2 separate regions of the Homo sapiens genome follow, and region 1 is linked to region 2. Evidence: chromatin loops called from intact Hi-C (ENCODE). Cell type or tissue: heart right ventricle. All regions are shown on one strand. Each heading gives the region's core, and the rest is flanking DNA. Links, peaks and the distances in the headings are about the cores only.

Evidence for each region. Hi-C counts contacts between places; a loop is a spot of excess contacts. Peaks named below come from ENCODE experiments on the same cell type or tissue, not always from the same donor. Only the 100,000 strongest peaks of a DNase experiment are listed, where the experiment ranks them.
Region 1: it touches region 2 in a loop (3-fold over the local background); 4 of 110 quality-filtered maps call a loop at or near these places.

The regions. Positions count from the first base shown.
Region 1 is chr13:29,603,626-29,616,311 of GRCh38, forward strand. No RefSeq gene overlaps it. Among named protein-coding and RNA genes, the nearest start is that of SLC7A1, 14 kb to the left of the region's middle. In heart right ventricle, for the core only: no CTCF peak of the experiment used is centred there; a DNase peak (open chromatin) is centred at 2,700; H3K27ac peaks cover 1,325 bases.
Region 2 is chr13:29,679,102-29,691,787 of GRCh38, forward strand. No RefSeq gene overlaps it. Among named protein-coding and RNA genes, the nearest start is that of SLC7A1, 90 kb to the left of the region's middle. In heart right ventricle, for the core only: no CTCF peak of the experiment used is centred there; no DNase peak of the experiment used is centred there.

The DNA of each region.
Region 1 (12,686 bases), core at 1,176-3,675, 81 kb before region 2:
GCTACTCAGCTGCAGGGTAGGGCATCCTCAGAAAGTGTCTTTGTTTTAAACTCTTCTTACACAGGGGTCTTATCTACGTAAAAGCTGAGTTATGTCTACCTGCAGATGGGCCGACAGTGAGACAAATTTTAGTAATTTGCTGATTTTTAAAAAGTTATCTTTGACATTTTTGTGTGTAAGTACATCAAAGCATGACTGTAATTATTTTAAAAGCATATTTTGTTATGTGATATTAGGACATCTGGGCATTTCGTTATCATAGGAGTTTGTCCTTGCGGGCATTATTAGGCTGCTTCTTTAGTTGTAAACATCTTATGACCATGGGTTGTGACTGGCAAGGAATGTGCCTTGCTAGTTTCGAGACAGAGTTGATTTTAACATGCTGTCACCCTACCTCTCCTATGCTCTTGTTTCCCTACCACCTTCACAAAATGGAATATAAATATTAAACAGCCATTAAATATCATGTTTTCAAATAGTATTTAAAATGGTGGAAGGGACTCAGACTATAGTATGAGAATGGGGTATAATATTTTGTCTGTAATATACTTCCAATTTTTATATATACATACTCATATGTACATGTCCACAAATATAAGCCTATATTATATTCATGCATATATGTAGTATACATAAACAGGGCAGAAACATATACAAATGTTGTCCCTACAGGAAGTTTTAATTCTTTTGTATACTTACCTCAATTTTCTACATTGAAAATTTACAATAAACTCAATAGATGTTATTAAAAATTAGAATTTTACCAAAAAACAAAATTTCATCTTCAGCCTCATTGTCCCAAACAAATCTATACAAGCCAAGGAACATCCAAGCCTCCCTTCTCAACTCCTGCTGTCCCTTGTTGTTTGTTAGGAAAGGGCTCAGGCCTGGCATCCAACTGTTGACAAGATTTTCAGGCCATTGGCACTAGGTAAGAAGGTAACCAGGGTAACAAGCTCTGAAAAGGTAATAAGAGCCTATCCTCCCCATAAGTAGTTGAAAATAAAAATACTGTTGACCCTTGAACAATGTAGGATTGAACTGGGCAGGTCCACTCATACATGGATTTTTTTAAATATAAAAGTTACACCAAGGGTGCCTGCCTCTCCCGCCTCCCTTTCCACCTCCTGCATTTCTTCAGCCTCTGCCAGCCCTGAGGGAGCAAGACCAACCCCTCCTCTTCTTCCTCCTCCTCAGCCTACTCAATGTGAAAATGAGGATGATGACCTTGATGATAATCCACTTTCACTTAATGACTAGTAAATATATTTTCTGTTCCTTAGGATTTTCTTAATGATATTTTCTGTCCTTTAGCTTACCCTATCGTAAGAATACAATCTATAATACAGGTAACACACAAAATATACGTTAACCAACTGTTTATGTCATCAGTAAGGCTTCTGATCAACAGTAGGCTATTAGTAGTTAAGTTTTGAGGGATTATACATGAATTTTCCATGTGTGAGGAGTTGGCACCCCTAAGCCCCACATTGTTCCAGGGTTAACTATATTAAAATAAGTGTGAGGCAGTCCAACAAATTATTTTTTCCCCAAGCTGCCTTGATTCCCTTCAGTGCTTTTTTCCTTTCGTATCACATTTTCCAACAAATGTCTTCAGGTTTCCCCTGTTTAGCTGGAGATTTAGGCACAGGCAGCTTGCCAGGTGAGCATTCGAGCCCTGATGGTGACCTCTAACCTGGGCCTTGGTCATCATTATCACCAAGAGGATGCTTCCTCACTCACCTTTCCTTAGTTTCTTTAGTGTTTAGAAGTTTTTTGTGTGCCATGAAACAAGTGCTTAACTAATTTCCCATACCTTTGCTACATTTTTTAGCATATGAATGTTATAGCCATTGACACTTAAATTTATAAAGCACATGAGAACATTCTGGAACATATGGTATGTTATGGGCTGCACTGCATCCTCCTCAAAATTATATCTTGAAATCCGAATCCCCAATGTCTCTGAATGTAATTGTATTTGGGGATGGGACCTCTAAAGAGACAAACAAGCTAAAATGAGGTCATTAGGGTGGGCCTTAATCCAATCTGACTAGTGTCCTTAGAAGAAGAAGAGATTAGGACCTGCAGAGACCAGGGAGGCTTACGCACAGACCATGTGAGGACACAATGAGAAGACGGCTGTCTGCAAGTCAAGGAGACAGGCCTCAGAACAAACCAAACCTGTAGGCATATTGATCTTAGACTTCTCTTCTCCAGAACTATGACATAGTAAGTGTCTGTTGTTTAAGCCTTCCAGTCTGTGGTATTTTGTTATAGAAACCTGAACAGACTAATATAGTGGAAATCATATTTAAACAGAAGATTGACTGTCAGAGCTGAAAGAGACAGGACTAACAATGGCCCAAGCAAACCTCTGGTTTTTCAGCTACACGGGGCGCCCCATGCAGCCCTCAAGGTCACAGGACCCAGCAGAGGCAGAACCAGGCCCTCTTACTGACAGTGCCAGGCTCCTTTCACGACTTAAGGCTGAAGCTTCCATTTGTTTATTTATCAATTTGTTGCTTTTAAGGTGTTTCCTGCAATTGCTGTCCTCCCTCTTGGCTCCTGTGCCCAATGCAGAAAATAGGAAAGCCTTCGAGAGTCTCCACGTCATCCTCGTCCCTGTCATTTGCAGTTCAGTAGATGTGCTGCCAACACAAGCAATCCACTTGCTCTGACTGATAGGAGCACAATGCTATCAGCTCCCAAAGGCTGGGACGTCCCACTGTGAGCAGAGTGGCAGAGAGGAAAAAAAGCAGAGCTTTTGGCATTGGACAGGCATGGGTGTGAATCTGAACTCCCTCATCAACCAGCTATGTGACCTTGGTCAAGTTAGTGAACCTCTTAAAGTCTCCATAAAGGAGGACAACAGTGTTTAGCCTTGACCGATCACTGTGAGGATGAGATGAGATGAGTGCGTAAAAGGAAACGTCAAATCACTAGCTCCCTCCTCCCCTCTCTTCTTTCTTCTATCCTCTGACTCTTCCTTTCTCTCCCCTTCTTGTGAAAAGAAAGGAAATCAAAGAAAGTGTAGCAAGGCCTGTACTAAGATTTCTGACTCTCTTCCATGGCCATTTCCACTAAAACACATGTGTCTCTCTCAACCAGGGAACACCTGCCTGTAAACCGTAGGGCTCTCGGTGGCACTGGAGGTGGCTCACCTGATCAATGTGTTTTGTGGGGTTTAGCTAATGTCTGCAGGGATTTGATTTGACAGAAGCCATCCCCTTCTTTGGATTTCTAGAAGGGTGTGCCACATGAGTGATGTTCCATCCTGGGCCAAGCCTAACCACAGTAGTTCTTTCATCTGAAAATCCTCATCACAGATAAGGCTTTCTTGCTGCATTAAGAGAGAAAAAGGCATAAGAGATTTCAGCTCACTTGAACACTTCAGAAGCTTTGACTCTATGAAGCATAAATATAACCCGTATATATTATATATGAAGACATTTTGGACTTCTAAACAGTTTGCCCATTCCTTAGACGTCCCATTCCTGCCTTGAAATACCCTAATCTCACAGCCTTGGAATTAGGTCTCTTCCGTTTGCATTTGACACAGAACATTCCTACAAGAGTGGGCTATCAGGGGTGCGTGGACAATACAGTGGCTGAGAACACACATAGTAGAGACAGAGTGACTTTCAGCAGGTCACTGAACTCTCTAGGCCTCAGTTTCCTCATCAGAAAAATGGGACATCTAACGAGCTTCCGCAAAAATTGAGATAAAGCCTGAAAGCTCCTTAAGAAGTGCCTGGCATATAATAATAATAACTTCATAAAAGCTACCTATCATTATTGTTGTTACCATAAATAATTTTCACCTGATGCATGCTCTGCTGATATAAGAAAACAACAGCAGAACACCTTTATCGGTGCCTAGCCATTTTATTGTTTGACTAGTAGAGTTTAGTGTGGAAAAAAGCCACAGGAGCAGTGGTATTTATAAATGGCTTCTTATTGTGAACTGATGGCCCACCCCCAAGATGATAAACTGATAGGACTCTGCCATGAAGACTATCTTGTAAAGGTTTGCTGTGATTCACAGCATGGGAAGCTATTGCTCATGCTAAGGGTATCACCAAAAGGAGAGTTTCCCAACCTCACTACTAGGAAAATTTGGGACAGATAATTTTTTGTTGTTGTTGCTCTGAGACTTGTAGGATAGTTAGCAGGATCCCTGGCCTCTACCCAGCAGATACCACAACCAAAAATGTCTTCAGACATTGCCAATGTCCCCTGGAAGGCAAAATCAGCCTCCACTGAGAGCCACTTGCCCAGAGGACTATCTGGTTGTCTTGCAGTAGATATCGGATACTGTCTCTTGGATGAATAGAGACTACCTGATCCCAACCAGCAGGGCTGAGAGTCAGTTGGTGAGCACAATTTCAACTGAACCATTGCTTATAGCTCAGCACCTGTTTTGATTGGTTGATGCCTGTGCCATATTGGCTGTTAAATATGCTTGATATAAATCCTGCATTCTGGTGAGCCTTTGGTTGAGGTCTCTTTAAGGAAGTAAAGATTAAAGCAGATCTTAGTTGTTCATGTAGCAAAGACATAGTTCACTCAAAGAGCAGCATGGTGGCTAAAGGTAGTCAAATGGTTGTTACTGTACCTGAACAGCATCCAACAATGCCTCTATATGGTCTTTTCAAACATTGTTAACTTCTCTTCCATCTTTCCCAATCATACTACAGAATGAGATTTCAGATGGCTTGACCCTAATGATGACCACAAGCCTCAGACTCTTGAACTCAAGCAATTTTCCCACCTCTGCCTCCTGAGGAGCTGGAACTACAGACATGTGCCACTACACCCAGCTCAGTGCAGGTTTTAAGAGATGCTTTCCCTCCAAATGCTTCTGTAAATAGAAATACAGCACTTCTGACACTGTGTCCTTATGCTGAGGAGTGGTGCATACATACCGTGTTTCTCTACAGGATGGTTCCAGACTTTGGGTCCCAGAGCACTCACGGTGGGGATGGTGACCTGTTATTAAGTGAAAGACATCCAGAAGTGTAGCCACTGGTGTTTGATCTATGCCCAGAAGAGCACTCCAATAGGACAACAATGAAGAAACAAAACAAACAAAAAAACCCAAGTGACTGGAGTACCAACGAATTCAGGACCAAGGGAAAGGTTGCAGATAAATTAGGTTGGCTGATCTCTCTAAAATTAGCCCACTTGCCAAATAGAGTCAGCCAACTGCAACAAGCAACATCACAATTATTGCAATGTTGTTAAAACCATGAGAATAATAGGTCATACCTAGCAGTCTTTTTCAAAAGATCAGTTTTAATCAAGGTATACTTTTTGATCAGAGCATTGGGTCATGTTTCTAGAAATGAGCCAGGAATTCAGTGCAGCTTATCATCCAGATCCTTGGCAAACTGCATGTGCATATGAGTCTCTGAAAACAATACTCTGAAAGTACAGTCAAGACAGTGGGGAAATGGGCTTGCTGACATCTCCAATTTGCAGAGCACCTTGTCCTCCCATAGTCCAGGCTATGATTCCTCAGTGATTCCTCTGGGTCTGTCCACATGCTATTTCTCACCTGGATCTTTCTTTCCTCCCACTAACCTTACCCAACACCCTATTCATTTACTACCTATAGGGCTGTGAATATGTTCTTTAACTTCTCTGTGCCTCATTTTTATTTTCTCTAAAAGGGACAAAATACTGGTTTTTATTTCAGAGGTTGTGGTGAAGATTAAGTGAGTTAATATATGTGAAGTGCTTTGCACAGTGCCTGGCACATAGCGAGGGTTCAATAAACATTAGCTATTGATATAAGAATTCAGCCAGGCATGCTGGAAAGTGCGCCTGTAGTGCCAGCTACTCCAGAGGCTGAGGCAAGAGGATCACTTGAGCCCAGGAGTTTGAGGCTGCAGTGAAATATGATTGTGACACTGTACTCCAGCCTGGGCAACAAGTGAGATTCTGTTTCTAAAGGGAAAAAAAAGAATGATTACTCAATCTTCACATCAGCTTCCTCTAATAAGTCTCTCCTGATGCCCTACAGCAGGATATTTGCCCTGTTATGTGTTCCCATAGCTCATGGTATAAAGTATGCATAACATCTTTAGGGGATGTCCCTAAAATCTTTAAGAACACACCTCCTAGATTCTTAGTGCAGCCTTGGGTTCACCTGTAAACCAGACAGCTGCAAATAAAACCTTTAATCTCTGGGCATAATATTGATCCAGTGGTGGGCATGGACCAACTGAATAATTGAAGGATTGCTATGGAGACTGGGAGAGAGAGGATTTCTTTTTTAAGAGATCTCAGGATCTCATTATACTTAGGATAATGAATTTCTGGAGTTGCCAGGGGCTATCTTTGCCAGCAAGAAAGGCTGCCTGAGAATAAAGCAGATGTAGAAGAAAGCAGAGGTCAGAGAGACATAAAGATGGGGGAAGAGGGAGACAGGATTACACCACTGGTGTGCTGGATCCAGCCAAACCTGAAGACATCTGTACCCAGGGCTATTATGCAGTCAGTAATAGCTTCTTTTTATTTAAGCTAGCTTGAATTTGAATTCTCTCACTTGTCACTAAGAGTTGATTAATACAGTCAACTACATTAATCAAATACATTAATACTGTCTCATTCATAACACATATCACATTTCATCATTAATTGCTTGTCTATCTTTCCCATCTAGGCTATAAATTCCATAAAGGCAGTGTCCTATCTTCCCACCATTGTGTGCCATGCAGAATGTCAGCCTGGAGCAGGCACTCAGACATTGCATGGATGTGTGAATGCTGAATGGCCTGATGAAAATGACAGGTTCTACATGAAACAGTGATGTAAGGATAAAGCCACACTGTCTTCTCCCCAACTCCTCCCTAACTGGATACAGATCAGAAATCTCATTATCCCCAAAAGACAGACAGCTTCCATTTCATTAACTCCTATTCCCCTCATTTCTTTTTTCTTTTTTTTTTTGGAGATGGAGTCTCACTTTGTCACCGAGGCTGGAGTACAGTGGCACGATCTTGGCTCACTGCAACCTCTGCCTCCAGGGTTCAAGCGATTCTCCTGCCTCAGCCTCCTTAGTAGTTGGGATTATAGGTGCTAACCACCACGCCTGGCTAATTTTTGTATTTTTAGTAGAGATGGGGTTTCACCATGTTGGTCAGGCTGGTCTCGAACTCCTGACCTTGTGATCCGCCCACATTGGCCTCCCAAAGTGCTAGGATTACAGGCATGAGCCACTGCGCCTGGCCCCATTCCCCTCATTTCTGGATGCCCTGGGATCATTGCAGGCTGTTGGAAATCAGGGTCCCCTATCCCCTGCTATAAGGCTCCATTCCAGAGAAGGGAGACACGAATACTTGAAGGAAGCACTCCTGGACACGTGGGATTCACCGGTCGTCGTCACTTTTTAAAATAATTTTCAGACAAATATTTATATACATATTAAAAATTTCCCTAGAACAATTAGAGATATTAGGTGTAAGACTGAGGAAGGGGTGATTTGTTCTGCCTTCTTCCTCTGAGATATGTGTTTCCACAGATCACAGCTGCTCACCGTTTCAAATGGTCAAAAACAGAAACAAATAATCCTTCCTCTATGTTAGTCAGGAGTCGCTCAATTGTAAGTCATCCATAAGATTAAACAAGGTGTAAAAGAATTTCAGAAATTTTGAAATTTCATCATTATGTAACTGAAATGTTTAGGATTTGAGCCACGTGTATATATGGCTGGAGCCGGGTCCTCAAAAACTGTCTCATTCTCTCCATCTCAAAGTTTCCCTGGTGACTTTATGATTTTCTGACAGATCTCTCCATTGGTAGGAAGAATGGTCTTTACAGATTGCATCATCGATGGAGACCCCTTGCAGCCATCATTTCAGCCCCGCGAAAGGCCTCCGATTGGCTCTGCTAGGGTCCTATGCCCAAGTCTGTGCATCTCTCACGATTCCGGTAAGAATGGTATTCTCTTGTTGGTTAGCCTGGGTCACATACCTATCTCTGTGGACTATGAGGGCTGTCGGTGCTGGGGGAGATTGGCAGCTCCATAAGCATCCAGGGATAGAGGAAGAATCAACTTCCGAAGGAAGGAAATGTGAGCAGACAAGGAATTATCAGGTATCCACTATGTATGCCACACCCTCACTCATTCAAACATCTCCCGACACACTCCCCGAGGGCCCAAGAGGATCTGTACCACATCCACAGTTCAACCCCAGTCATCTCTCCAGCTATGTCTGCCCTACGCTCTGGTGTTACTCCAGGTAGGGAAAGTAAGCTTCATGTCCAGTGTGGCCAGTTGTGTCGCACAGCCACACAACACCACGCATCAGTGCTGCCTGTGCTCTCACCGCCTGGATAGACTTGTCATGCTTCACTCTCTCTCATTTTCTTAGTCTCCTCTCCCCATGAGTCCTGGGAACTAGGCTGAAGGACACAATATGAGCAACCGGGCTATCACCAGGAACGCCCTTCCCCCTTGGTGCTAGCCTTGAACCAGACTGTGGACTTAGACTTTTTCCCCTAAGGTGGAGTTTCTTCTCAAGGGTTCCAGTTTCTGCATCAGGTAGACTATCCCTATGTTCTGCAGCGGTTCTCACTAGATCAGGCTCGATCATTCAGCATGGCACAGAGCTGGGATCATTGCTGTGCCTGTTTTAAGAGACTATTTTATTCTTTTTTTTCTTTTTTCTCTTTTTTTTTTTTTTTTGAGACGGAGTCTCGCCCTGTCACCCCAGGCTGGAGCACAGTGGCACCGTCTCAGCTCACTGCAACCTCCACCCCCCGGGGTTCAAGTGATTCTCCTACTCAGCCTGCTGAGTAGCTGGGATTACAGGCACGTGCAACCACGCCTGGCTAATTTTTGTATTTTCAGTAGAGATGGGGTTTCATCATGTTGGCCAGTCTGGTCTCAAACTCCTGACCCTAAGTGATCTGCATGCCTCATCCTCCCAAAGTGCTGGGATTACAGACATGCCCAGCTGAGGTTATTTTACACTTAACTAGACTTTCTGCTTTAGTTTTGATCAGAGAGAGTTATTTGTTAACTGTCCTGAACAGTGTATCATCTCATCATCGACCATCCATCAGGTTGGCTGAGTAAAATTTTAATCGGCTATCGTAAGGACCAAAAATACAAATTTCTCCCCCTGGTTGGTACGTTCTTTCTTTGAAGGTTTTGATTTGCTTATTTCTGTTCTCATGTGAGAACCCTTGAGGTTTTTAAAGATCTGTACATAAAGCATTGATGTAATAGTCAATGTAACTGCTGATTTGCTGATTGATTCTGAGTAGAATTTTAAAACTTGAAGAAGAAAGAACTTAATTGACTCTATAGTAGCCTAGGTGTGCTTGCAGTGGTTCCTGACCTTCTGTTCATACCAAAAATCTCTTTCCATTCATGAGACACATTGTCAATTAAAAGGAACAATATATGCCAATAGATGTTGGCAGATACCATGGGCAACATTCCAACATCTTCTTGGGCTCATTCATCCATATGAACGTGCAGACTCATGTTATGGCTGGGCTCTCATTCTCTCACTTAACATGTATCCTTATCTCCTGCCTTCTAGTATATGTCAACTCTACCCCTAATCTGCACATCTGTCCTCCCAGTACACATCTTTCTGTCCCACTCATTTCCAGCATTGATTTCTATCTGCCTGTCACAGTAATCACTCAGGGAACAACTCAGGAGCAACCTGCACCAACAGAGACACATGTTTCCTCACAATGAGCCAGCCTTTATCAGACTGACATTAGCATTCCAAGCAACATAAAGGAATGAAACAGGTAATTTAGAAACCTTGTTTATCTCTTGCAGTTATGACATTGTTGTTTTTCTGGTGCTAGAATTTATGCATAGACAAAGAACCGAGGCCTAACGCAAACATTTGTCAGATTAAACCAATGACAATTGAGTGGAGAGAACTGGAAGACTTTAATTCTGACAGTACATCTGTTCTACCTTTTTGTTTTGCTGCAGCCAAATATATTGCAATATGGAAATTGCTAATTTTGCCCATTATCTTGTATGTAATACACATTTGATCATAAGGATTAATAAACTGGTTCTCATATCCACAGGTCAGGAGAGGCAGGCTGTTGATCAATACTGATTGGAATATCTGTGTTCACTTGCCTTTGCCTTCTCTACCAGAACCCTGGGGCCCATGCTGGGAACTTTTCCTGTGCTTCACTCCTCCACACCCAACAAAAGAATATATACATTTATTTGGGGCTTTGCCATTTGTCGGGAAATTCAACAAATGAGTCTTAGGATGTTAACAGAGGATAATTCATTATATGTGCATTTTGAGCAAGGCTTCTTGGAGAAATGCTTTAAACAAAATAATGCCCACCATTTACTTATACTTTCTATGTCCTTTATACACAACATTGCATTGACCTGTCAATGGAATCCCATGAGGATTTTAATTTCCTCTCCTGTAGAAGAGAAAACTAAAGTACTGAATGCTTAAATGAGTTGGCCAAATGACCTTCTAGCCCGTAAGAGGGAGGCATTGTAAAGCTCAGATACTTCAAGACTCTATGCTGTAGAAGGATATATTTATTTCGATCTGAAAATCACACACAACAAATAAGGAAGAAACAATGGCAAAATTTTTTTGAATTTGATTTTAAAAATCTACTTATAAATCCGAGAAGCTTAGCAAATCAGAAGCAGGACCAATAGAAAGAGAAGATATCTAAGGGGCCATAGTCAAACTGAAGAACACCAAAAAGATATTTTTGAAAGCAGACACAGGGCAAAAAAAAGACACATCATAAACTGGGGGAAAAACCATTAAGAATGATTTGTGAATTCTCATCAGAAGCAATGGAGGCCAGAACACAATGGGATGGCAATAAAAAAAAAACTCCAAAGTATCAACCCAGAATTCTATATACAGAAAAATATCTTAAGAGGGAAATAAAGTTATTTTCAAATAAAAGAGAACTGAGAAATTTGTTGCCAGCAGCCTTGCACTATAAGAAATGCTAAAGGATGTTCTGCAGCCTGCAGGAAAATTATAACAGATCAAACTTGGATCTGCAGGAAATAACAAAAAGCATTATGTCCTCATCCTTGTCCAGGTTACCTGACATGCTTCTGATACTTGGAGGCAGCATTTTGAGGGCTGTATAAAAGAGTTTGGTTACAAAGGATAAACTAAAATATTTTGATGTAATGAAGCAATATCATATGGTATAAGGATAGAGAGAGTGTTTGCTCCCTTTTTTCACATTGTTTAGAATTTTTCCTGAAGTGGAAGCCCCATCCCTAGGGGAAGCAGGGAGAACACATCAAGGGAACACCCTATGGGATAGTAGAATCTGAACAACAGCCCTTGAGCCCTAGATCTTCCCTCTGTCATAGTCTACCCAAAAGAGAAGGAACCAGAAAAACAATTCTGGTAATATGAGAAAACAAGATTCTTTAACGCCCCCAAAAGATTACACTAACTCACTAGCAATGGATCCAAACAAATAAGAAATTTCTGAATTGCCACAAAAAGAATTCAAAAGGTCAATTATTAAGCTACTAAAGGAGGCACCAGAGAAAGTGAATACCAACTTAAATTTAAAAAAATGATACATGATAAGGACAGAAAAATCTCCACAGAAATAGATAGCATAAATAAAGAACAATTACAACTTCTGGAAATGAAAAACACACTTAAACAAATGCAAAATACACTGGAAACTCTCAGCAATATAATTGAACAAGTAGAAGAAAGAATTTCAGAGCTCCAAGATAAGACTTTTGAATTAACCCAATCTGACAAACAGAAAAAATAATTTTAAAAAATGAACAAAGCCCCCAATAAGTTTGGGATTATGTTAAACGACCAAACTAACAAACAGACTTTTCCAGACAAACAAACGCTGAGAGAATTCTCCACCACCAAGTCAACACTATAAGAACTGCTAAAAGGAGCTCTAAATCTTGAAACAAATCCTCGAAATACATCAAAATAGAGCCTCTTTAAAGCATAAATATCACAGGACCTCTATAACATTAACACAATGAAAAAAACAAGATCTTCAGGCAACAAATAGCACAATAAATAGAATAGCACTTCACATCTCAACACTAACATTGAATGTAAATGGACTAAATGCTCCACTTAACAGACACAGAATGTCAGAATGGATAAGAATTCACCAACCAAGTTTCTGCTGTCTTCAGGGGACTCACCTAACACATAAGGACTTACATAAACTTAAGGTAGAGGGATGGAAAAAGATATTCCATGCCAATGGACACCAAAAGCAATCAGAAGTAAATATTTTAATATCATACAAAACCGACTTTAAATAAACAACAGTTTAAAAAGACAAAGAAGGACCTTATATAATGATAAAAGGACTAGTCCAACAGGAAAGTATCACAATCTAAATATATATGCACCTAACACTGGTGCTCCCAAATTTATAAAATAATTACTGCTAGACCTAAGAAATGAGATTGACAGCAACACAGTAATAGTGGGGGACTTCAGTACTCCACTGATAGCACTAGACAGCCCATTAAGATGGAAAGTCAACAAAGAAACAATGAGCTTAAACTATACCCTAGAACATATTGACTTAACAGATACTTACAGAACATTCTACCCAACAACTGCAGAATATACAGTCTATTCAGCATCACATGGAACATTCTCCAAGAAAGACCATAAAACAAGTCTCAA
Region 2 (12,686 bases), core at 6,879-9,378:
TGTCATTTGGAAAAATCTTAGTGCGTTTCTTATGTATACCCATTTGTGAGCATTCTTTAGCTTATCTACATTAAATCAACTTGGGCTTCATCAACTCTGCTGGAAAAAGAAGATGAAACACACCTTGTGACCACCAGCAAGGGCTCTAGGGGGGACAGATTTTTTAACTACATCATTAATTTCCAAAGACACAGCCATTGTTCTTGAACTCACCAAACATAAAAATGCACTAGAGAAAAGGTAATTTCAAGTGCTAATAAAAAGAAAACAAAAGGTTTCATTCACCAGCAATCTCTGCTTCCTTTGATTTACAGTTTTCAGAAAGCAACAGTGTCATTGAACTACAGGGTCACAGAGCCGCCTCCCGGTGGAACGCTGATTAGATGGCCTTCCCTGACGTACATTCAGTAAATGAGTGGATGACAGCCAACTCCTCATCACCCAGCCACAGCGGACCTGGTGATCCTGGTGAACGTGTTCACAGGAAGTAGAGCCAATCACTGCATGGCTGGTGTGGGTCTGCGGCACACAGAGCACTTGGCTGATTTTATTTCAGACATCCTCTCAACTGATACCCTCTTGCCAAAGGAAGAAAGCATTACTGCAGATAACACAAAATGGTAATTAATCAGCCCAAGGCTTTCCTTAAATCCCTTCTCTCTACTTCCTGAGAGGCATTTTCTGGAATTTCCATCTGCATCACACAGGACAACTGCTACATTAGTTACTGGGTTGGCCACAGAATGACGAAGAGCAGTTCTCACTTCTCTTGGAATTATGGAGTAGACTCCACAAGGGAGGAGTTCACAGGGCACTTCACTGTACTGGCCATGTTTTATAGCTTGAGCTGGGTGATGAGAACATGAGCGTCATGTTATTCCCTAGCCCTTTTCTTACATATCTTAAATATAGCATAGCATATTCTTTCTAAGAAAAGTAGACTCAAATATGAGGGCTTTGGGAGCTAATTCAGTTCTCATAAATTATTTATGTCCGTATGCCCTTTTTTGCTCCAGACAAGAATTATTTCATGCAATTAAAATTTTCTCCACTCATAGAAGTATTTCTTGCTATAATTTAAATGATAAAGATATACATAAAAAAGAAATAGTAAGAGGAAAGCACTATTTTTTTTTTTTGGCAGGGGCTGGGGGGGTGTGATCCCTGTTCCAGCTTCACGCCCCTCATCAAAGATAGCCAATCTCTCTGGCTGAGTGTATCTTCTTCCAGAACATTTTCTACTCCTATAGGTACATATATTTCCACATTGCACTTCCGAATGTAATGTGAGTTTTTACTCATGCATCTTGTTCATCTTTTCTGGGCATTGATCACTTAAGGTGGGCAAGAAGCAAGGACTAACGTCCTGGGCTAGAAGGGACAGGAATGTTTGGAAGGAAAACTTCCATGATTAGAGAGACAACTATGATCTTAATGGAAAAATTTTGGTGGGAATCGCGACGTGTTAAACTTGCCCTAGAATCATGTGCCCAGAGACTTGTGCAAGACATTCCAAGTGTGGGAACAGAAGGGTGACAGTCACCAGCTGGGGTCCTTGGGACCTTTTTGTTAGTTATGCCTGGAGAACCAGCAGGTCTCTTGGCTCGAGGGCTGAGTGCTGAGACAAGGAGCTAAATGGGCCAGCACAAACAGGTCAAAACTGAGCAATGGAGCTGGTTTTATGATTTAAGCTGACTCCAAAGAGGCTGCACATGTGGTTCGTTTATAACTGAGATGAAGTAGATTTTTCTAAGGGCCATTCATCTCAGAGCGTCAGGAGTTGGGTGTTTCCCGGCTGAGCAGAAGCAGGGTCACATGTGAGGAACAGAGCTGTGGTCCTATGGTCCTGACCTAAAGAGGGGTCCCTTTTTATCCCTTGGGTAGTCATGGAAGATATAAGTATCAAATCTTGGCAAGCCTGCCACTTTATGGCTGCTTTGAGACAAAAGCTCTTTTTCTACAACTCCTTGGGAATGAGAATCTCCAGCAGAAAGTGGGACTCATCATCTGCCCCAGTGCATGCTTGGACACTTGCTGTGTGCGGGCACAGGGCACTGAGAGTCAGGCTGCCCCTTGTCAGGCTGTGAGCATCTCCCATCACTTGGTGCTTCCTTACTCTTCCTCCACACCTTTCTTTTCCTTCTTTGTGTGTCTCACATGAAATCCTTTTGTGCAGATTTTTTTTCTCTTACAATCTTTTAAAATTGAGGATAATAATTCACATGCCATAAAATTCACCATTTTAAAGTATATAATTTGGCCAGGTGTGGTGGCTCACACCTGTAATCCTAGCACTTTGGGAGGCTGAGGCGAGTGGATCACCTGAGGTCAGGAGTTCGAGACCAGCCTGACCAACATAGTGAAAGCCCTTCTCTACTTAAAATACAAAATGAGCCGGGCATGGTGGTGTGCACCTGTAATCCCAGCTACTCGGGAGGCTGAGGCAGGAGAATCACTAGAACCCAGGAGGTGGAGGATGCACTACACTCCAGCCTGGGCAACAAGAGTGAAACTCCATCTCAAAAAAAAAAAAAGTCTATCTTTCAGAGATCTTAGCGTAAACTCATTCCTTCAGCAGAGCCTGCTTTTCTTTTCGGTGCTGCATACTGTTCTCTGCCATGGCTCTTTTGGGGTGCAGTGTTCTTCCTGCATTTGTTTCCCTCTGACAAAGATGAACTAGAACAAAGCAGGAGCTCTGCTTTCCCTCCAGCTGCCTCCGTCCCCATCTGCAGTTGGCAAGGATGCCCCTGCCTGCAGTCCTACCATTGATTGGCATCTGACTGCCCACTGGCTCTCCATATGCTAAGAGCACACTCCAACCTGTCTCATGATATTTGAGGGAGGGAAGGCACTAATAATTCACATAGACTCCATTGATTTTTGCCATCTTCTCGGTTCCTCTTACTCCCTCTTTTTCCCTAGAGACGCTGTTAGGAAACTAGCTAACAGTCCTTGAAGCCAAACTGAGTTTCTGAATTTATTGCATTCCTAAAATAGTGGGAAAAAAAATCAAGAATTGGGCCTCAAGAAAATCACATACTAGCAAATTATGTTCCTGTCTGATTGTGTTGTAGAAAAAACCGGGTTCTTGTCACACAACCAGGAAAATTTAGACTCAGGCACCTTGTAGTGTGAGTAGGGCAGGGTTTATTGGGTGAAAAGGAAAAAAAGAAAGAGGAACTCTCAGCAAAGTGAGAGTCCTGCTGGCAGGCCCCCACCTTACAGATTGAATCCCAGGCCACCACACAGGACCCCAAGAGGCCAGGCTCCTCCCCCACTGTAAACAGGGTGAACTTTCCCTGGCTCCATCCTCTTCCCCCAGCACGCAGGTGGGCATTACATAGAGAGCATCAGTCGGGAAAGGGCGGGCTTCATCCAGGACCAGCAGTTCGGTTTTTCAGCCTTCAGGCTGTTTTAGGCTTGAAGGTGGAGTTTTGCTGGAGACGTTGACTATCTCCTGTCTCTATCAATAGTGAAGCAGTCTGGCAAATCCACACCTTCAGGGATATGACGTGTGCTGAGAAAAGCTATTCTTTGATGTTAAGAAAATAATGGGATGGCCCAAACAAGTGAGTATCTTTCTCTATGAGAATAGAGAGTTCAGGAGACATAGCCAGGCAATATCTGGTATTTGTCTGATTTCACTGCACAAAATGATCATCCAATGGCCAGAAATAACTATGGGTGCATACAACTTTATGAGAATACAATAAAGAGAATTCCAAACTCACAAAATATTAAGAATTAAGGAGTATTCATTTTCCAAAAACAATGATGCATTTTTGTGCTGCTGAAATTTTGTTGTACTGGATGTGGCTGACAGCAAATGGGTCAGAGACTGCAGAGATTTCCCTGCTGATAATTTTTACACTCGAATATGGATACCTCAGAATGTAGAGTAGGATGAACCCTCAGAAACTCAGGACCATATGGTTGTGTGATTACCCACGATTATGGGCAGGTCAGAGTGGATTTTTGTATTTTAAATTGATGTTGCTGGAAACTTCCTCCATAAAGGCTAATGAAAATCATATCTCCTGGAATTCTAGTAAAGTTGAGAGGTGAAGAAAGATGGCAAATTAGCTTGACTAGTTCAGACAGCTGCTTCTCTACCCACAGAACCCTGAAAAACCACCAGGCAGGAGACTTCTGCTCACACAGCCTCATAAATGATGGCATGTTGTGAATCGCCTTCCCCCGGCAACTTAGGAAAAGCAGAGAGGGCAGGTCCCATCCTAAGCTCATTCAGCAGGTCTTGAGTTGGATAGAAGCCTCTGAAGTTTCCAGAAGCTCCCCAATGATTCTGAACCTCGAATACAATACACCAATATTTCAGAACCTCGAATACAATGAAAACAGTTTACATTTGAAATCAAGTAGGCATGAGTTCAGCTTTAGAGTCCTGCACTGGGTGACCTTGAGCAAGTTGCTTCTCTCTGAGCTTCAGTTTTCTCTACATTACCTGTCTTGCAGGGCTATTGTGAGGATTCAGTTAATGGATGCATTAAGTGTTGTTCTCAGCACTTGCCACCTCGTGGTTGATTAATAAACATAGCTCCCGTATTAGTCTGCTTGGACTAACTACTGTGACAAAGTACCACGAGTAGGTGCCTCAAACAACCACAATTTATTTTCTCATGGCTCTGGAGGCTGGGAGTTGAGGATCAAGATGTTGGCAGGGTTGGTTTCTCCTGACACCTCTCTCCTTGGTTTGCAGATGGCCACCTTCTTGCTGTGCCTCATGGGCTTTTTCTCTCTGTCCACATCCCGTGTCTCTTCCTCTTCTTATAAGGGCACCAGTCTTATTGGATTAGGGCCCCATCCTATGACCTCATTTAACCTTAATCATCTCCTTAAAGGCCCTGTCTCCAAATACAGTCACATGGGGGTTAGAGCTTCAGCCTATGAATTGTGGGGGCCACAGCTTAGTCCATAACATTTTCCTTCACCCTATCCTTTTTCCTATTCTCCTTCCCATTCCCATTAGCATCTGCAGTAGTTTATGAATGAAGTATCTTTAATTCAAAGGAATTCTTTTATAATAATTATTTGATAAGAGCTCTGATTGAAGGTAAGAGTGAGGAGGGGGTAGGGGTATTTTGCTCAAGGCACGGGCTTTGTGGAAAGCCAGACCCCCAAGCCCTCCAAGAGACTCAACTCTTACCTAAAGGATTTGATTACTCTTGCTAGTTCAATTTCTTTTGAACTAAAAGAAAATAGAGATGGAGAAGGCACAGAATTCTCCTCTGTCTGAATTCTGAGTCCTTGCATTTCCAGATTTTGAAGGTTGGTTTGTTTTACTCTCTTATGATACATCAGAGCAGAGTAAAAGAAAAGTCCTTTCACATTTCCTAAGTGGAAAGCATAACTTTGTGGCATATTATTTCTTGACAGAGTGGTTACTGAGCACCTATTTTTAGAGGCTGTAATATTCTGTTTCAGACATGTGAGTCTCTATCCCAGGCATACTGTCTCTCCCTTCCCTGTCCCCAAATGTCTCCTTCGTGGTTGCATGCAAAGTTCCATAAAGGCTGGCAGCCTCAGAATAGAATTTGTGATGTGAATTGTGTTCATTCTGATGTTACATGGCAGCACCTTACTGTCTCAGAATCCATCCTTTATATAACTGGCAATGCACTGAAGTGATTCAGTCTATGAATCACAACCACTGCATTGTTCTCTTATTCATATTAGAATGAATTAAGTTTTCTGGCTGACTATGAATTTTACTGCTTTTCTAATTTCTCACCTTCCTTGGCTGTTTGTTTTTTCCCATGAAACTGAAGCACCCTTCCAGAAATATATGCATTTATCATATATATATATATTCATATTTCTCTGCTTGATTTAAAATGTGCCACTATGATTACTCTGAATTGTAAATGACAAATTGAAAGGAGAAGGCTGGGAAAAGTTACTTATTTATAGTAATGTAATGCGTATTTTTCTGTGATAACTTAGGCAGAGATTAAGGCCTAAGGTATGGCATTAATTAAGGCCTAATCTCTGCCTAAGTTAGGAGCACTTCAGATGCATTATCATCCAGACAGTTCCAATCACTCTAGTGGCCTACAGCAGTTGAAATAACCTTACTCTTTGCTCCTCTCATTTCTTGTTTGCCCCATACTTGGGGAAGGGGTTATATGGTTAAATCCTAGAATGTCAGAGCCCGAAGAGCTCTTAGCATCTCTGAATCCAATCTCCCCTCTTTCCCTCAACTTTTAATTAAACCAAAGTCAAACCACATCATTTTCCAGCACCCCCTACCCTGCTGTGAAGCAGGTTGCAATCTACTGCTCTTGGGTTCAGTCGTATGACTTGCTTTGGACAATGGAATGTTAACAGATATAGTGTGAGGAGAATCTTGGAAAATGCTTATGTAATTGGGCTGCTCTCCGGTACTTCCGCTAGTGCAAGGAGAATGTGTCCGGGCTAGCCCATTGATTTCAGGGGGGATAAATGAGACATATGAGCAGTATTGTCAGCAAAGCTTCCTTAGCCCAAGACTAAGGCAGAGCTCCCCAGCTGACCTGCAGATAATTGAGTGAACCAAGCCAAGATCAGCAGAGCCACCTAGCTTAGCCCAGCCCAACCTCGATCCACCAAATTCCAGACAACTCACAGATACGTAAGTTATAAAAATAAATGGTCACCATTTACAAGTCATTAACTTTGGGGAGGCTCATGATGCAGTATTTTTGTGGCAATGGCAAATACATTAAGTTGTGTCACTTGTTTTCTCTTGTCATCTGCCAGATCTCTCTGTTTGAAAAGTTCTTTTCACATTTTGTAATTTATAAGTAATATGTAGGATGATACTTCTAGACTGTGTATATTCATTCACATTTTATTCAATTATTTCAGCAGCTATTCATGATCCTTATCTGAATTATTACATTGAGAATTGCAAACTGCTGATTTTTCTATTATTCCTTCTGTATTAATCAGCTAAGTGTGCTTTTGTAAAGAGCATTTCCTTGCCCACTTTTTATTGTAGTACAAGTAAAAGCTCATGGGTTCTCTTTTATTCAATAAGCTGTAATCCGTTACTATAATCCATTGTTATTAATCCATTATTATTCTTTTTGATGCTCAAATTGTGTCAAGTTTGGCCAGTGGGAGCTCCTTCAAGTCAGCTTTTGGGTCCTTTCCACATGTTCCCTTTAGTCTTTAAGCACTTTCTGCCTTTTGGCAATGTGAGATACCCTCTGTTGCGGGATTTAATTTGCTAGTCTTTTGTTCAGGACTTTTGTATTGGTGTTCATGAGAGAAGCTGATCTGTAGTTTTCTTGTAATGTCCTTGTCATGTTTTTGTATCAAAGAATTGGCCTCACAAAATGAATTGGGTAGTGGTTCCTTCCTCCTCTATTTTCATAGAAGAACTTGTGTAGAATTGGTATTATCTCCTCCTTACATATTTGGTAGAATTCATCAGGGAAGTCACCTAGGACTGGGGTGGCTTTTGTAGAAGGGCCTTGTCCTTCAAATGCTTTCTCTTTGTAGTCTTCATTTGATATTAAGGATTCAGCCGCTGCTCCGTTTTTGCTTATATTTGCACAGTAAATTTTGTCTGTCATTTTCCTTTTAACCTTTCCCAGTCGCTTGGTCTAATAATGTCCATTTTGGGCAGTATATGGTTGAATTTTACTTTTTGCAGGTTATAACTTCTTGTGTTCTCTGGGACTTTGGCTTCTCTGTCATTGCCTGAGTTCTGTCTTGAAGTCTCATCTATGTTCTTCCCAGCCTTGTTAGTTCTTCTAAATATGCATTCCCAGTTGGTGGTCTTTTCCTCTCTGTCCCTGACAGCCTCAAATTACCATTAGCTCCACCTGCACATGGCCCCACTGTTACTAGCTTATTCAAAATTAATCTCAGAGCCCATAATAGGGCCCAGCCCACAGGTAGGTGTTAATAAAGATTTATTTAATGAATGGTGATAACTATGGCATTAATTATGATCAAGTTTATTGGTTAAAAAAAATAGAAAACCCAAATATCAGTGGCTTAAAAGGATGACTTATTCCTTCCTTATATGAGTCTTTAGGCCTCTAGGCATTTTGTCCAGAGGTTGGTTCTATAAATCCTCAGAGACATAGGCTCCTTCTAAATTATTATTCTGCCATCCCTAGAGTATACATACTTCTCATCCTCATAGTCTAAGATGGCCCACATCTGAGGCCACAGGATGGAAGAAAGAATGAAGAACCAGCAGAGGTCATGTTCCAGGAGTCTGTTAGGGAAGGTTCCTGGAATCTGTCACATACACAGCACTTCGACTTAGGTATCATTAGCCAGAATTTAGTCACATGGCCACACTTTCTACGAGAGAAGCTGGAATGTGTTGTCTTAGTCTGGATAGCAATGTGCCCAGCTTAAATTGTATTACTAGAGAAGAGGGGGAAATGATTTCCTGGGGAATCCTTAGCAACTGGAGAAGACTAAAGACCTGAAGAGGTGTAGCATATTTGTGAAAACAACATGAAGTGTGATGGTGCGGGATCATAGCATGAACGAGACAACATGGTAGATTCACTAAAAGGATAGGGAGGGGCTAGACTTAGACAATAAGGCTTAGACTTTGGATATTATCCTGTGGACCTTTTTTATTAGTCAAGGTCTTGAGGGAAATAAATGGCACTCTTGAAAGGGGTGAAATGTGTTTAACGAAGGGACTATTTGAAGAGTGGGCAGGATTGAGAAAAATGAACAAGGGATGTGAAGTGCTCCAGGGCCAGCAAAAGCAGGAACTGCCAGGACTGCCAGGGCACATGGACAAGCGGTTACTGGAACCCAACAGGTGTGGTTGTAGGAAATGGGTCTCAGATAAGAGCTGTGCCTTTGGGAAAGGAACATTGTTACTGCAACATATACCCTGAAAGCAGAAATGGTGACATAACTTGCAGGGCCCAGTGCAAAATGAAAACGAAGGCCCCTTGCTCAAAAATTAGTCCGAGTTCCAAGATGGCAACAGTAGGCGGTTAAACCAAGTGTGGAGCCTTTCTGAGCGTGGGGCCCTGTGCAACTGTACAGGCTGAGTGACCATGAAGCTGGCTTGCCTGCCAGGGAAGATGCTGGAGGAAAAACACCCTAAACGACTCTGTCTTCCAGCCCTCTGACTCTTGCCAATGGCTCCCTTTGCCCATACCCAAGTAGTAGTCAAAATCGAGGAGCCTGATTGAAGCCCTCCATGATGGTCAGGTGCCGGAGGGGAGTGAACAGTGCATCTGGAGGAGCTGGGGAGATCTAGCTCCACTATGGAGGGCCATTAGAAATTTTTAAGCAGAATGGCATGTCCAATTTATTTTTAGAAAGAGCTTTTTGGCAGCAGTGTGGAGGATGGACTGCAGAGCCTGGAGGCAGAAAGACCAATTAGGAGGCTATTATGATAATTCTATAGTTTTTTTTTTAAAAAAATCACAACTCACAGAAAGAAATTCATTTTATATTTATGTCAGTAACCAGTGACAGATACATACATATCAAGGGAACACAAAGTCTATGAAACAACATAAATCCTTACTCAATGTAACAATACTTAACCTTATTAGAAGCAAAGTGCTCTGGTTTTGTTTTTTAAAAAATGCTGGTTCCAAATCACAAAATTGATTCTATGAATCAGAGCTTTTGATTTACAAAATATTGGTCTAAGTAGTGCACTAAGCAGAATAATGCCCTTCCTACAAGATGTTCACGACCTAATTCTTGGAACCTGGAAATATTTGAACACTACATGGTTGACTTTTATATACATAGCAAGACCTAATAAGTGAAAATGTTACTTCATTTGGCAAAGGGATTTGGCAGATTTGATGATGTTAAGGACCTTGCCATGGAGGTTACCCTAGATTATCCAGGCAGGGCCAATGTAATCTCGAAGGTTCTTACAGGTGACAGAGGGAGCCAGGAGAGTCAGAGCCAGAGAAGATGTAATGAAGCAAGCAGGGTCCCAGTGACACAGCAGGCAATGGATAACTTGGATGAAGCAGAAGGGGATCGGGAGCCGAGGAAGGTCGGCAACCTCTAGACGGCAGAAAATGTAAGGGAACGGATTCTCCTCTGGAGGCCCCCAAAGGAATTCAGCCCTGCTGACACCTTGGTTTTAGCCCAGTGAGATCCACAAGACTTCTGACCTCCAGAACGGTGAGATGGTAAACAGGTGTTTCTTTAAGCACTCAAGTTTGCAGTGATATGTTACGGTAGCAATATGAAACTAATACGTGGAAGGAGATGAAGACAGCCGGGAGAAGGCAGTGTCAGTGGTGGGAGGGATGGAGAAGAAGGGGCCTAATATTCCAGCAGGACTTTTTCCTTTTTTTTCTCTTAAGATCAAGGACCACAGCCCCAAGACAAACCATGGTGTTTCTTCCCTTCAAGTTTTAGATTCTAGGGAAGTTAAAATGAGTATCAAAGACTTAGAGGGGGACAAAAGTCTGTTTTAAAACTGTCTTAGTGACATGAATGTATGGACTAAGGGCAATTAGCTGAATGTGCAGTACCTGTGAGCTAATCTGGAAAACAGAAGGAGCCACCTACGTGTTTTTTTTTTTTTTACTTAATTTTAGCTGCTTGAGGAAATGAACTGAATCAGCAAAGCTCTCACAGACAGTTCTATGTAGAACCCACAAAGCAAAGCAAACATTATTGATTTTTCCAGAAGTGAAAGAAGAAACTGCTACCATGTAGAAGGAGTCATCGGACCCACAGTGAAACTAGGAGATGAGTGATTAGTAAAAGGGGCAGATGAGCAAATGAGTTAGCACAAAACTGGTTGTATCTATTGTTGAACGCAGGACAAGCAAATCAACAATTGAATCTGGTAATGATGTGCTTCTAGTAAGGTTATTCATATTTATAAGTGTAATGATCAATTCATAAGTATAATTGTTCTGAAAGCACAAATCATCTGAAAAACAAAACAAAACCAGAAAATATAATTTAAAATAAGAAATCATTTACAATAGCAAGAGAAAATATAAAGTACTTAAGGAAAAAAATCCAAAGATGTCCAAGACCTTTACCTGGAAAATTATAAAACTTTATAGAGGCCACACTCAATGGCTCACATCTGTAATCCCAGTACTTTGGGAGGCTGAGGTAGGAGGATTGCTTGAGGCCAGGAGTTTCAGACCAGCCTGGGCAACACGGCAAGACCCTGTTTCTACAGAAAAAATTTTTAAAAGTTAGCCAGGCTTGTGGCACACACCTGTAGTCCCAGCTACTCTGAAGATGGAGGTGAGAGGATCACTTGAGGCCAGGAAGTACAAACTGCAGTGAGCCATGTTTGTGTCACTGCCTTCCAGTTGGTGACAGAGAGAACTCTTGTCTCTAAAATTAAAATAAAGGCAACTTTATAGAAAGACATAGCAAGACCTAATAAATGAAAAATAAGTTCATGTTTGTGGATGGGATGACTACTGCAAAGATGCCAATCTCCCTCCAAATTATTCTATATGTTCAGTGCAGTAGAATTCAGTGAGTGTGAGTGTTGAGTGTGTGTGCACTTTAACAAGATGACCCCACACTCCATGCCAACCAGCAAAGGCAAAAAATTTACGGCAAATATTGGAAGCACTGACCTTTCAGATGTCTCCCTTTTTCTAAGGCTCCGTCAGTAGGACTATGGCATAGAGGCAGGAAAAGGTACACAGACTCACAGGACAGAGAGCAATGGACCCTGCACCTGAGTAACCTTGATCTATGACAGAAGTGACGTTATAGCTCAGAAGCAAAGAGTGGACTATTCAGTAAGTAGCAATGGGACAACTGACTGTCCATATGAAAAAGCATAAAAATAGACCTAAATGTGAAAAACAAAACTTTAAAACTTTTAGAAGAAGACTATAGGAGGATATTGTTATAACATCAAGGAAGGGAATAAAGTCCAAAGCATATACACAAAACAAAAAGGAAAACATAGATCCATTCGATTATACTGAAATTTAAAGCTGAAGTATAACAAAAAACACTGTAAACACCACAAGAAGGCCAACCAAGCCTGGGAGAAAAATTGTAAATACAGATAACTAATCATGGAGTACTGCCCAGAATATATTAATAACCCTACATATCAATTCCAGCCAACCAACCCAAGAGATAGGTGGGCAATGGGTGTATACTGGCAATTCACAGAAGAGGAAAACTAATAGATGGTAAATATACAATGACATGCTCAACTTCACTAGTAATTGAACAAACAAAAGCATATAAGAGATGTTATCCCACTGTCATCAGTGTTTCCACTTTGTATCCCACTCTCGTGTATCTCATGTGTATGAGAGTGTATCCCACTCTCATGCAAAAATGTTTAAATGTGACAGTATCAAGTGTTGGAGAGAATGTGGGAAACAGAAACTTTCTTGCTATCCTAGTAGGAATGTAAATCAGTACAAACATTTTGGCAAACAATATGATGGTATCTAGAGAAGTTGAAGAGGTGCATATTCTATAACCCAGCAACTCTGCTCCTAGAAATGTTCCCTACAGAAACTCAAGCATGTGTACAAGGAGACTCATACCAGCCTCATTTCAGCATTGTCTATACTGGAAACAACAAAATATCCATCATTAGGAGAATCAATAGTGACATATTCATCCAAAGAAGTACTCTAAGGTAGTCAAAAATGAATTAACTAGGGCCTTGTGCATGTTAAGTCTTTTTTTTTTTCTTTCTTTTTTTTTTTTTTTTT